3 separate regions of the Mus musculus genome follow, and all the other regions are linked to region 3. The links are chromatin loops, found by intact Hi-C in ENCODE. Cell type or tissue: heart. All regions are shown on one strand.

The links. A loop is a pair of places that touch in the nucleus more often than their neighbours do. Peaks named below come from ENCODE experiments on the same cell type or tissue, not always from the same donor. Only the 100,000 strongest peaks of a DNase experiment are listed, where the experiment ranks them.
Region 1: a loop joins it to region 3, with 2.5 times the contacts of the local background. A loop is called at or near these places in 4 of 42 quality-filtered maps.
Region 2: it touches region 3 in a loop (8-fold over the local background); 2 of 42 quality-filtered maps call a loop at or near these places.

The regions. Positions count from the first base shown.
Region 1 is chr8:126,381,787-126,384,286 of GRCm38, forward strand. It overlaps Slc35f3 (solute carrier family 35, member F3), which reads left to right. Exons shown (of 8, transcript NM_001363500.1): 4 at 329-548. Among named protein-coding and RNA genes, the nearest start is that of Gm51604, 39 kb to the right of the region's middle. In heart, a CTCF peak has its summit at 1,118 (motif pointing left); no DNase peak of the experiment used is centred here; H3K27me3 peaks cover 327 bases.
Region 2 is chr8:126,974,507-126,977,006 of GRCm38, forward strand. No RefSeq gene overlaps it. Among named protein-coding and RNA genes, the nearest start is that of Gm29688, 3.7 kb to the right of the region's middle. In heart, a CTCF peak has its summit at 1,419 (motif pointing left); no DNase peak of the experiment used is centred here; H3K27me3 peaks cover 416 bases.
Region 3 is chr8:125,949,082-125,951,581 of GRCm38, forward strand. No RefSeq gene overlaps it. Among named protein-coding and RNA genes, the nearest start is that of Gm31069, 6.6 kb to the right of the region's middle. In heart, a CTCF peak has its summit at 1,348 (motif pointing right); a DNase peak (open chromatin) is centred at 1,400; H3K27me3 peaks cover 201 bases.

The DNA of each region.
Region 1 (2,500 bases), 430 kb after region 3:
TATACCAAGTTGGCTTCAAACTTGCTGTATGTTAAGGATGATTTTGAATCTCCAATCCCTCCCTCCACCTCCCAAATGCTGGAATTACAGGGTTGTGCCTGCAGGGCTGGGGATGGAAACGAGGACTTCTTGCATGCTAGGCAAAAACGTTCCACCAAATGAACCACATTCCCCTCCCTGTTAATTTTTCTTTTGCTTATTAGCTGAGTAGAAGGTAAGTCATGGTTTGTATGAACCCAAGATGATAACTAACTAACTCTCTCTCTCTCTCTCTCTCTCCCCTCCCCTCTGCTCCCCTCCCCCTCCCCCTCCCCTCCCCTCATTTTAGGGAATGCTGTCGGTTCTTTGGAGACAATGGCTTGACTCTGAAAGTGTTCTTTACCAAGGCAGCACCTTTTGGTGTTCTTTGGACTCTCACAAACTACCTGTACTTACACGCAATAAAGAAGATAAACGCCACAGACGTCTCCGTCCTGTTCTGCTGCAACAAATCATTTGTTTTCTTGCTGTCGTGGATTGTTCTCAGGGACAGATTCATGGGAGTGAGGGTAAGTTCTCCATTAACTGTCTTGCCCCTCTCTGTCGTGCCCAAACCCCGCCCTGCAAGCAGCAGCTGCTGACCGAGGTCCTGATCCTCAGAAGGGTGCGGTTCTTGCTATGGCTTTCAGGCCTCCTTGCTTGCTACCCACGCTAGAGAAGCATTTGTGAGAGCAACTTTCATCCCCGACATTTCCACGAGCATCCCCTAAAGCTCGTACCAAGCAGGGAATCAACCTGGTTTATGTGTCTGGGAGAGGCTCGGGGCCTTGCCTGAACCATGTAGCCAGAAATGCCAGTGCTAAATTAGAGCTGAGAGCTGGGGCAGGGCAGTGGGGTGGGGATTTCACTTCAAACTGTTGATCAAGGGCAAATGCGATGGCATTCCATGAATGGCCAGAATTTTGCCAGAGAAAATTGCATAGTTGATTGAGAGCTAGCCAGATTTCATGACAGCTGTGTGCAGCATGGTAAGTGCAATGCAAAGTCCCAGCAGGAACATGGAAATGCCTAACCCAAGGAGAGGAAATGGGTGCCATTGGTCAAGGACAGAATCTTGGTGGCTCTCTACCTGCTCCCTCTGGTGGTGAGGGGCTGCCTCTGCTGTTCTTCTCCTTGCCACAGAGTAGGCCAGAACACTGGTCACTTAGAGCACAGCTGATCATCTCCTCCTTCCTTCCTGAAGCTCAGGGCCCGGTGCTGGGTAGCCTCACTCGAGCTAACCTTGCTGGCAACCATCAAGAGGCAGACTCCGGGTCCTCTGCTTCTGTCCTTGCTTCACTGTCCTGAGACGAATGACATCACCTTTAGGGTGGGCTTACGCCCACCTGAGTTATACAAACAGCAGTGGGGACGTGAGTCAACTGCTGGTTCATATTTTTAGCTTACAGCAGGGGGAGAGTTTGTTTTGAGGCTCAGTGTTAATTTTGGAATAAAAACTCACGCCCCAGGCTGCCACCCAGAAAAGCCTTCAGTAAATCAATGATCTAATATGTGTCTGGAGGGGCTGCAGGTGCTTCACACAGACTCAGAGCTAAAGACTTGGGTGTGCCGGGGTCACTAATCCATGGTTATGCCTTTGCAGGCTTTACTTAGGGGTCAAAGAATCAAGAGACTCCATAGAGCTTTGGGGCATGATGCAGATGTCCCGAGCAATTTTTTTTGTTATGGGAAAGAGATGCTTCAAGGTCAATGGCACAGAAACAGAAAGAGATGTGGGTGAGAGTAAACTTGAGCTATTCAGCCGACTTGCAGAACACAGTGTGGTTGAGATCTGTGCTCGTTTGTTGTTTGTGGGTAGGAGACTTTCCTATACCCTTCTACTGGGATATAGCCTGGCAATGCTAGCCTCTGTTTAACGTGCTCTCTACTGACCCCTGCACACTACAGGTTTGTGTTAGGCTTTCGGTACTCAGTGGGTGCTGTAGGGAGAAGCTACAGGGCCGCATGGATGACAGGATGTTGTAATATGCATACACTGTGCAGGCAGGCATGCTCTCCTTTTAGAAGTGCATGGCCGGTCACTGAAGAACTTCCCACTGTAGGCTACAGGATCAATACAAAGCTCAGAAAGCTCATGGAATCCATGAGGCAAAATGAGAGACAGCTGGCGGCCACTCAAGTCCTTGTCAGGGATGGGCAGTTCCTGCTTCTAGGGAATTATCAAAGTCTTACTAGTTACTGTAGCTTCCAGCCTGGGGGTTGGGTGATCAATGCCAGCTTCATAGACGTGAAGGATAGGACCAAGGCTCCTCCTTGTGGAGGAGAAGACTTGCAAGAAGCGGGGTTATGGGGCAGCAGGGGCAGCAAATAAGACTTGTGTGGTTAAAATAATTGCTTCAGTCACCCAGTTACAGCTTATTGAAGATGGGAAGGGGCATCCGCAGTTCTAGTGACCTAGGTGGTGGACAGGTCCAAAATGTAAGGAAACATATCTTCTAATACTCTGGAGACCCTGGTCACT
Region 2 (2,500 bases), 1.0 Mb after region 3:
GGAGATGCTAACATTAAGTAGACTGTAGTGTTCTTCCTTCAGTGAATATTTGTGAGCTAGCTTTCAATGACCTTCACAGTCCAATCAAAAGAGACAAATAAATGAAAAGTTAAGTAACCTGAATTATGCAGCTCACACTCGCCATTAGCCATTAACTGAGTGCCATTAAAGAATGACTACATGGCGCTGGCAAGATGGCTCAGCAGGTAAAGCCACTTGCCACTTCCTTTTAAAACCGTGTGTGTGTGTGTGTGTGTGTGTGTGTGTGTGTGTGTACTTATTTTATGTGCATTGGTGTTTTGCCTGCATGTGTATCTATGTGAAGGCAACGTGTCAGAACTTTCAGAGCTGGAGTTACAGACAATGGCTGAGCTGCCCTGTGGGTGCTGGGAATTGAACCCAGGCCCTCTGAAAGGGCAGCCAGGACCCTTAACCACTGAGCCATCTTCACACCTCCAATGTGATTTTTCTTTTTAAAAAAGATTTATTTATTTATTATTTATATGAGTACACTGCAGCTGTCTTTTTTTGTTTTTTTTTGTTTGTTTGTTTTTGGTTTTTTTGAGACAGGGTTTCTCCGTGTAGCCCTGGAACTCACTCTGTAGACTAGGCTAGGCTGGCCTCGAGCTCAGAAATCTGCCTGCCTCTGCCTCCCAAGTGCTGGGATTAAAGCCATGAGCCACCACTGCCCAAGCAAATACTCATGTTCTAAGCATGTAATACTCACCAAGATGTGCCAGAATTCAACCACTGAGACCCTGCTATTAACTTAGTATGATCTTAAGACAGAGATGTAAAACCCTGAAGCCCAAATGTACAATCATATCAACTGCTTTTTACCATTCTGAACCATACTGGTTCAATACAGGTCTCTCTTAACTGGCGTTAAGTCTCAAACACGGGACAAAAGGCTGAGATGCCTATTAATATATCAAAGCTGCTGCTGGCTGGCGGGTTCTCCCAGCATCCCTCAGTCCCTACCTGTTTCAGAGTCCTCCTGGCTGGCATACCCCATTCCCTAGCCTTAAACTTCTCCAGCCTAGGAGCTGGGTTTCCCTTCCCCCACTGCTCTCCCCTATATAACCTAGCCATTCTAGTTACGTGGCATTTTCGCCGTCTTGCCTTCTTGGCCGCTGCGCCCATTTCTTCTCCCCTCTTATACTCAGGACTCTTCCAGACACCTCTAAATTTGTTTTCTCCCTTATTTCTATGATAAACCTTCACCTCAACCCCTTAGGAGCAGTCATGTCCTCCTTTTAATTTATCTTTTTCATTCAGCTGGCTTGATAATTCACACTCATTATTCTCAACCAGTAATCTTAATCATTTTGACCTCAAGTTCTTTGAGCTAATGGTTTTCCCAAAAGGCTCCCAAGCCTCATATTGATTTAGGAAGGCATGACTGCCATCTAGTGGCAATCTATGAAAAAGCAAGCTATACAATAGAGAAAAGGATTCCCCTTTCATAAATTGACTCAGTCCACGTATATTTTCTTTTTAATTTATTTTTACTCTCATGTGCATTGGTGTTTTAGCTGCATGCATGTCTGAGGGTGTCAGATCTTGTTACAGACAGTTGTGAGCTGCCATGTGGGTACTGGGACTTGAACCCCTGTCTTTTGGAAGAGTAGCCAGTACTCTTAACCACTGAGATATCTTTCCACTTTCAATCCACACATATTTTAAAAATAGCATTATATGCCATCCCAGACATGCTGGTACATGCCTATAATCCCAGTGCTCAGGAGGATCACTGCAAGTTCAAAGGTGACCTGGGTTGTATAGGGAGACCACGCACACGCGCGCGCACACACACACACACACACACACACACTATTTGTGTATTGTCCTACCCTACTGAAAGATGGACTTTTTTTAAAAAAAGCACTAGCCCCTTGTCCACCTAGCTTACATATCATTGTGAATGCAGCAGCACAGACTAGGCATGGCCAGCAGACTGAAGTGGGTAATGAGAGGAGGGAGGGAAGGAGAGGGAAGGAGAAAAAGAAGAGAAACGGGGCAGAAGAGAAGCTGAGGAGCCATAGCCACATGGCTGTGTTATATAGGCAAGAGAAGCTGGGGGAAGGGCAACAAAGCTCAGGGGCTGGAGAAGCTTGGGACAGGGACAGGGAATGCCAACAGGATGACCCCGTAACAGGGATTTGCAATGCTCTGGGTTAAATAGGTACCTCAGTCAGCCACTTGTCCTGAGTTTCTTTGAGACCTAACAACACAGACATGAAGCCCCTCTGCAGAACAAAGGGGCATAATCGCTCCTGTGTTTCTGCCATTTCCTTCTCACTTAGCTAATTAGAATGATCCTCTGAATAAATGCTGTATTAGCCCGATACTTAGAGCTTTGTTCAGTAACAGTCAGTGGCATTACAAAGCACAAAAGAGTTCGTTTATACAATGGGGCTAAACATGTCTTCACTGTTACAAGAACTCTGACTTTCTGATTCAAAATAAATCCCTCTTATCCTTTCACAAGAATCAGGAC
Region 3 (2,500 bases):
AGGGCAGGCTATGGACCCGGGGAGGAATGGAGGTTACACAGTGGCGCCTGCTCTAAATGTTTCCGACCCTGAGATTAGAGGGTGCAGCTATTCAGTCCTGTCTGTCACTGTGAGCAAGCACTGGCTGAAGCACCCAAGGGGGGGTGGTCCTGTTTGGGGTCAAGGAAGGTATGGAGGGCACTGTGGACCAACTAGCAGCAGAGGGAGCTTGGAGAAGCTGAGCATCATGACAGCAGAGGGAAGCAGAGTATAATGGTTATTCCTGGTTGTCACCTTGACTAAATCTGGAATGAATGACAACCTAGAATTGGAGGGCACACCTGTGATCTAGATCTTGAGGCTGGAAGACATAAGTTTCTGACCTGGATCTTGGCATGGAGATCTTGAGGCACAGCGGCTATGAAAAGCTTAGGCCCAGGCAAGGCAGTGCACGCCTTTAATCCCAGGAGACTAAAGCAAGGAGCTCTCCGAGTTCAAAGTCAGCCTGGGACAAAGCAAGTCCCAGATCCAGGCATGGTGGTACACACCTTTAATCTGGGCCACAGCTTCTGCTGGAGACCTACACGAGGACATTGAAGAAGGAAGACTCGCTCTTCCTTGCCTGCTTGCACTTACTTGCCAGCACATCCTTTGGAATCTCCTTCTACAGAAGACCAGCTGAAACAACTGGCTTCGTGGACTAGATCCTTAGACTTCCATTCACAGCTGACCATTGTTGGGGTAGTTGGACTATAGTCGGTAAGTCATCAAAACAAATTCCTTCAATATAGAGAGACATTCCCTAAGTTATGTGACTCTAGAAAACTCTAATACACAAAGAAAAGCTAAAGCCCTTGAAACCCACCCAACCCAGTGGCCTATATCTGCCTGTTGTGCCCATGTCCAGAAGGCTCCACTGCCTTCCGAGGGTTCAAACACAGGAGCCTGTGGAGGAACAGCTAGGCACTGACTAGTTTTGGGCTTAGCCACGGTGTAATTCAAACATATTGATTGTTAGTTCAAGTCTCCAAACCATCTGGGCTCTTGATGTACTGAGGCCTCTGATAAAGGCACCCTCCTGGTGTGGGTCCAGCTCGTTTATAGCCAGACACAGAGTGGGAGAGACTCAGGCTGGTGGAGGCACCCAGGTGTGCTTCACTGAGACCGAGCTCACCATCCGGGTCTGTCTCTGGAGTTTGCAGCTACATACGGGATACAAGCGTAATTCAAGCCCACGAACTTGGTAATGCTGGTTTCTCTTCACCCAGACTCAAAAGTTTCCAACTATGGAAACCCGCTTTTGTATTGGGCTTTATGCTTCCTGTCCACGAGGTGGCGCTAACTACACGTGACGGTAATGTTGGATTCTCCTCACCCAGACTCAAAGTCGCAAACGTTTTTGTATTGGGCTTTATGCTTCATGTCCACTAGGTGGCGCTAAATACACATGACTTCACAGATCAGGGCGCTCAAGGGCTTGGGTGGAGAATCAGTCACAATCACCCTTAGAAGCAAAAGGCTGAAGGACAGGGCTTGGGAAGATGTGGGATGGAGGGGAAGAGAATGAGTCATTCGCAGCACGTGTGCGGGGAGGGGAGCTCTCACGTGTAGCTCAGCTGTGTGTCTGCAATGAGCAGGATTTTAAAACTCCAAGCAAGGACGGTCTCCAGTGTTTGCGCTCAGTTTAGGCAGAGGTGAACCGTGTCTCAAGTAGAAGCTGCTACCCCCTCCTCAGACACTAGCAAAGGAAAGTACTTCCTTCCACATCAGGGTTCTCTAGTGGGACAGAAACAATGGGATGAGAATCTAGGGGAACCCAGAGGGAAAGGAGGAGGGGGAGGGGAGGAAGCAGAAGAGGGAGAGAAAGATTGCATGTGTGTGGAATGTACTGGTGTGTGGAGGTTCAAGGACAACCTCGGGGTTTGCTCTTCAGGAGACATCCCTCTTGGTTCTTTGAAATGGAGATTCTCTCTGGGCTGGAACTCACCAAGTAGGGCTAGCTGGGCTGGCCAGCAAACCCCAGAGATACACTTGTCTTTGCCTCTCTGGTGCTGGGATTGCAGGTGTGAATCACCAGCCCTGGGTTTTTGAAATGTACCCTCTGGGGGATGAACTCAGGTTCCCTGGGTTTTCGAGGCGAGCCCTTTACCAACTGAGCCATGCGCTCGGCCGAGATATACAGCTTTTAAAGCTACACTGTCTTAGACACTCTAGGTTGTGTGTCGTAACTACACACAGGATAAGAGGCTTATTGGACATGTCCCAAGTACTTGGTCAATAAGGAACCCCCAAGGCCTAGAATTTCCCATCACATTCCCTCTGTGGAGATCTGTGGGCCTGCAGCCCAGTCTTTAAACCTTCTCCTTCCCAATTCACCTCTTATACTTGGAATTGCCTTTACCTGCAGTTACACAAAACCTGCGGCTGAAGTCAGGTCAGGTAACGTAAGAGACTGGATCTGTGGGCCCTGTGTTACTAAGGAGAGAAGACGGTATAACCCCACGCTTGCTCACGCTCTTGT